Regions from separate parts of the Homo sapiens genome. Here region 2 is linked to region 1. A link is a loop called in an ENCODE intact Hi-C map of the cell type or tissue named here. Cell type or tissue: heart right ventricle. All regions are shown on one strand. Each heading gives the region's core, and the rest is flanking DNA. Links, peaks and the distances in the headings are about the cores only. Region 1 has its middle 9.5 kb from the start of CEP295. Region 2 has its middle 24 kb from the start of SMCO4.

Region 1 (2,920 bases), core at 309-2,808:
TGGACAAAACCTGATGGAGTGGGTTTAGGAGAAGCAAGAAAAGATGATGCAAGGCTGATAAGAATAAACAACTCTGTCAAGCATTCCAGGTGTCTAAGGAAACAAGAAAATGGGCTGGAGTTGGAGGTGGAGTGATATCAAAGAAAAAAATTTTTTTTAAAAGATGTAGTCTCATTCTGTTGCCCAGGCTGGAGTGCAGTGGCGCAGTCTCGGCTCACTGCAATCTCTGCCTCCTGGGGTCAAGCAATTCTCCTGCCTCAGCCTCCCAGGTAGCTGGAATTACAGGCATGCACAACCACACAGCTAATTTTTGTGTTTTTTTTAGTAGGGATGGGATTTCACCATGTTGGCCAGGCTGGTCTCAAACTCCTGGCCTCAAATGATCTGCTCGCCTCAGCCTCCCAAAGTGTTGGGATTACAGGTGTGAGCTACTATGCCCGGCCCAAAGAAGATTTTTTTTAACGAGATGGGCGTTATTATCTCATATCTGTTTGCTAAAGAAACAGTATAGCACAGAGAGGAAAAATGGCAAAGGAAAAACAGGGACAACTGTTTGATTAAGGGAGATAGGATGAGATCTAATAAATAAAAGAGAAGATACCTTGGAAAGAAGCAAACACAAAGAATTTATTACACAATTGTTTATAGTGGTAAAAAACCTGAAAATTAATAAAAAGTTTATCAGCAGGTACTGGGTAAGCAATTTAAGGGGTTTAAGTACAAAACAACAAAACATAATCATTAAAACTGTTAGTGAAGATTCTATATTTATTTACATGGTAATGCATGCACAATAAAAAGCAAAACGAAACAAAACAAAAACCAGCATAGTCAAGTCCTGACTAAAAATGATTAAAAGTGCTTTATCTACATAAGATTCGAAGATAGTTTCTGCTTTCTTCTTTATGATATTCCATATTATTTTTTACAATAGACACATATAATATGCTTAAAACTCTTTTCTCTCCTTAGAGCCACTGCCTAAGGCAGGCAGTGCCTCTCGCTGAAGCTCTGTTAGAGGCTTTGAATGGTGACTTAATATCAAGTCCTTTCAAGACTTCCTCCTTAACCTATCTACCACTCCCCACAAACAGCAATACAAATCCCAACTCTGCCACGTATTAGCTGCTTGCTTTCGAGCAATGTATTTAACCTTCACAAGCCTATTCCTTCACCCGTAAAATAATGATTTGAAAAATCTGCCTCAGAAGATTGCTGTGTGGGTCAAGGAAGACAATGTAGGTAAAGTGCCTAGCACAGTGCCTGGCACGTAACAGGTACTGAATACCAGGCTGTTGTTACCTGGGTGTGCTACCCTCGTGCACTAACACATTTCGAGAGGATGACAATGGGGGACCCTGCTCTTGCCAGTAGCAATGCTGCTGCCTTTGCTTTTTCCTATTTCTGGTGATGCTGTTCTCCTCTTGTCTGATGCAGGGGAATTTGTGAGAATAGGAAAAGAAAAAATTTCTGAGTCTTCTCACTCGCCCACAAATATTCCAAAATTTGGCTAATCCGCCCCCTAGTGGCAGACATTATAATTTCTGTCACTTTTTTTCCAACTGGAATTGCAAGAAAATACCCATAAAGGATTCATTTGAGATATTTGCCGCATCTCCTACTACCGGCCTTGTCACTACCATGTAAAGGCAGGACAGTGCCTAAACTGGCCCATTGCTTGCTTCCTTATGTTAAGGCTTTGAATGTCTTTCTTAAAATGCAAACATGCGCCTAGGAAGAGTAGTCTAACTGAATCCTTCAGCCTGAACTAGCTAGCCTGAAGGACGAGATGCAGAGTAGATGAGGGTCAGGAGAGGCCATGAGAGGCTAGCCATAAAGGTGAGTCATCAAGGGGGCCTGTGGCTATCTCAGGGGTGAGGAGCAGAAGGCACAGGTGCCAAAAATGCTTTCCCTGCTCCCTCAAAAATCATAAATGTTTATCTAGGAGTCATACCTTAGAACAGAGATGGATGTCATAAAACTAGAACATAGCTTTTTTTTTTTTTTTTTTTGAGACAGGGTCTCAAAAAGTTGCCGTGCAGTGGCGTGATCATGGCTCACTTCAGCATCTATCTCCTGGGCTCCAGTGATCCTCCCGTCTCAGCCTCTTGAGTAATTGGGACCACAGGCACATGCCACCACACCCAGCTAATTTTTTTTTTATTGTTAGTAGAGATAAGGTTTCACTATGTTGCCCAGGCGGGTCTCAAACTCCTGAGCTCAAGTGATCTGCCTGCCTTGGCTTCCCAAAGTGCTGGGATTACAGATGTGAGCCACTATGCCTGGCCTGGAACCTACCGTTCTTGAAGGAAAGGAATGCAAAATTTCCTAGCCCAAAAGGTGACTCTTTTTAACATGTTAGTATGCATTTGTGCTGGCAAAAAGACCCTTAGATTTTGAGTCAAAAGACCAGGGATTGAGTGCTCCTCTTGTGGTTGACAAGATGAGTAATAACAGGCAAGCTATTTAGCCTTTCTGAGCGTGAATTTTGTCATCTGTAGAATGGGCATGATGGTGGTAATTCTGCTCTCAGTGAAATGTGTATGGTTTTGTTTGTTATTTAGGTCTTCCTGAGATTGGCGTGCCGTGACTAGGGTTGAAGGTGAAAGAGGGACATTTACTGAAAAGGTACACACCTCTTCTGACCTGGGCCTGGCGGCTTGATGACATTAGATTGTGAAGCCCTTAGCTCTTTAATAAAGCTGAGGAGAGAATGTGCAGGATGCATAGATCCCTATCAGAGAGCTTGGGGAAAATCCCAAAAGTGAAATCCCAATAGTGAAGTCTTAGGAGCAAAGATGGGAGGGTAGAGAAAAAGAAAGTGGGGGAAAAGGCAGGGGCAGAATAGAAGCTTGAAACTTGCTAAGTATTACTGGAGATGAGATTTCAAAGAAGTAGGATAAGGGCTTTATCTAACGGA
Region 2 (2,920 bases), core at 332-2,831, 85 kb before region 1:
CAACACTACTCAGAGTTAGTGTCAGATCCCACAAGGTAAAGGCTCAGTCTCACAGTACTACTCGCACTGCAGACACCAGTCACAGGTCCCACGGCACCTGTACTTCTGACTGACTGGCTATAAATCAGGAGTTCCCATGACCCCTCCTAAGGTTTGATAATTTGCTAGGATGGCTCACAGAACTCAGGAAGGCATCTTACTTACATTTATCAGTTTATTATAAAGGATACAACTCAGAAGCAGCCAAATGGGAGATGCAGAGGAGCAAAAAAGGAAGGGTAGCAGGTAGAGTTTCCATACTCTCTCTAGAAGCACGACCCTCCCAGCACCTCAACATGCTCACCAACGTGGAAGCTCTCCAAATCCCAAAGTTTAGGAGTTTTTATGGAGGTTTCATCATATAGGGAACCTCTCTCCCCCTTCCCAGAGGTTAGGGTTTGGGGCTGAAAATTTCAGGCTGCTTATCAAGGTTTGGTCTTTCTGGTGACTACCCCCATCCAAGAGCCTACCAAGAGTTATCTCATTAGAACAAGAGATGTTCCTATCACTCCAGAGGTTCCAAGGGATATGGGAGCTGTGTGTCAGAAACCCTGGGCAAAGACCAAATACATATTTCTTATTATGCCACACCACCATTGGATTAATTTAACTATTTTTATGAGAATACTCTTGTTAATTGCATTTAGAATAAAATACAAGATAAATACATAAAATATGTGAATAGTCTATAAATAGCTGGTAAGAACTGCTAGAATTGCATACCCTATGTGGGGTCAACCTTGTTATTTTGTAATAACTCATTGACTTCCCTGGGTATTACCCTGCATAGGATTATTAGCTCCCAAAGAGCGGGCCCAGTGACTTTTTGCCTTTTTATTGGCAAATGCTTGGCATAATCCCTGGCACATAATAAGTGCTCAATAAATATTTCCCAAATGCATGAATGAATACTATGGAAACACTGCAGTGGAAATGGTCCCACACCACTGCATTCCCGCCTGGGTGACTCTATTTATTGATTTATTTATTTTAGAGCCAGGTTGGCATTAATTTATTTTAGAGCCAGGTCCTTTCCCTCAAGAAACTATTGAAGTAATTGTGGGTTTTGCCACTGAAAGTAATGGCAAAACCATTACTTCTGCACCAACCTAATAGAAACCATTTGGGAAGAAAATAGAGACATGAATACTTAAATAATAATTCTTTTCACAACCGTCACAAGACAGAGATACCAATATGTGGTGAAAGCTCTTAGACTTTGGAGTTAACCTGGACTCTCAATGTGTGTGCTCACTGTGTGCTCTTCGGTGAGTTACTTCATCTCTCTTCACTTTCATGTCTTTTCCTGCAAAGGGTGCTTGTGAGAGACAGATAATTCAGAAAAAGAGCTTAGGGACAGCACCTGAAACAAAGAAAATGCTATCAATTTGAATCCCAAAAAGGATATCATTTTTGTCCTGAATAACACTGGAGCCAAGGCCAGAATATTTGTTTGGGTTAATAAGAAACAAGATTAATAATGAGAAGACGGAAGGCCTGTGTGATTTGGCATCCTGTGAATCTCGGAGGCTTAGCCTCAACCCAGCTGGGAGGTCTCCGGTCGTCAAAAGAGCAACTCACATTGGCAGCCCCTGCTGTGACACCAGGACCTTGGCGGGTCCTCCTGGGGCCCTGCTGTGAAGTGTTGGCTTGGGAATGACCCAGGGCATGGCTGTGGCTGAACCATCTCCAAGAAGCCAGCTTCTCTGCTTTTGGCTGGAGGGAGGTTTGGGTGTCCACTACTGCCAATTTCAGCTGGGCACTTGCCACGTTTTGGCAGCGAAGCTCTGGGAAAATGTGACCTCTTGTTTTACTATATTCTGCACAGGCTCATTGCCAGAGCTGGATTTTGGCCTGCACCATGGAGCTGGTGCACAGCAAGGAAGCAGTGGCTGCTTTACGGAGTGAGTGATTCATTAGCCTAGGCTCCACCCAAGTAGTGTCAAGCAAGCTAACGCTGCCTGTCTGGCCTGTCACCCCTACTCCAGCTGGAATATGGTGCCCACCCAGTAGTTTTCCCTTGCTGTCTTTGCAATACCATGAATTCAAAATGCTGAAAACAAGGCTCAGAGCCAAACCATCATTCTTCCCCTCAGTCCCATCCCTCACCCACCCTTTCCAAACTAACAAAAGTATGTTGCACTTCAGAAAACCAAACAAGAGAAGCCCAGCAGAAAGTAAAGGTGATGTGCCAAGGTGCTCAACCCTTGACACATCAAATTCTTCAACTGCACTCAAATGCTGACACATTTCTAGAGCATGACATTTTTACATAAAAATGAATATGATTATGGGACTCCTTTCTAAGGTTGCCCCAAATCTAGTTCAATGATGCAACCCGTTGCCCTTCCTGTCAATTGTCCATTGTTTCTTCTTTCTATTTACATAACATATTCATTTAAATTAGAATTTATTGTATATTTTATCTTTACTATAAGGAGACAGAATATCATGGTATTGAAGTCCAAGTGATAAAGTCTGATTGCCTGGGTTGGAATCACAGCCACAACACTTACTAATAGGTAACCTAGAGTAAGTTATATAACCTCTCTGTGCCTCAGTTGCCTCATCTGTAAAAATGGGATAAATGGAGTTTTCATGAAGCACAAATAAAATTATTCATGTAAAATACTAAGAGGAGCACCTGAAATACAGGAAGCTCTCAGTGAACACTTGTATTTGGTTTTGAGTATTTGCCAGTAACATTGTTATTCCCAAAACTTCTGATCAGTTATATATATCGTTACCTCTTTTCATTCTTTAGCTCTACTGAGTACAAATATAACAGGCATTTCATTCATTCATTTATCAAACTTTCTAATAGAAAATTTAAGTATTTTAACTTACGATGATTGTACTATTTAGGATTCTCCAGGATATA

What was found. A loop is a pair of places that touch in the nucleus more often than their neighbours do. Peaks named below come from ENCODE experiments on the same cell type or tissue, not always from the same donor. Only the 100,000 strongest peaks of a DNase experiment are listed, where the experiment ranks them.
Region 2: it touches region 1 in a loop (2.1-fold over the local background); 3 of 110 quality-filtered maps call a loop at or near these places.

The regions. Positions count from the first base shown.
Region 1 is chr11:93,650,738-93,653,657 of GRCh38, forward strand. No RefSeq gene overlaps it. Among named protein-coding and RNA genes, the nearest start is that of CEP295, 9.5 kb to the right of the region's middle. In heart right ventricle, for the core only: CTCF peaks have their summits at 1,521 (motif pointing left) and 1,723; no DNase peak of the experiment used is centred there; H3K27me3 peaks cover 1,215 bases.
Region 2 is chr11:93,565,821-93,568,740 of GRCh38, forward strand. No RefSeq gene overlaps it. Among named protein-coding and RNA genes, the nearest start is that of SMCO4, 24 kb to the left of the region's middle. In heart right ventricle, for the core only: no CTCF peak of the experiment used is centred there; a DNase peak (open chromatin) is centred at 1,841; H3K27ac peaks cover 1,260 bases.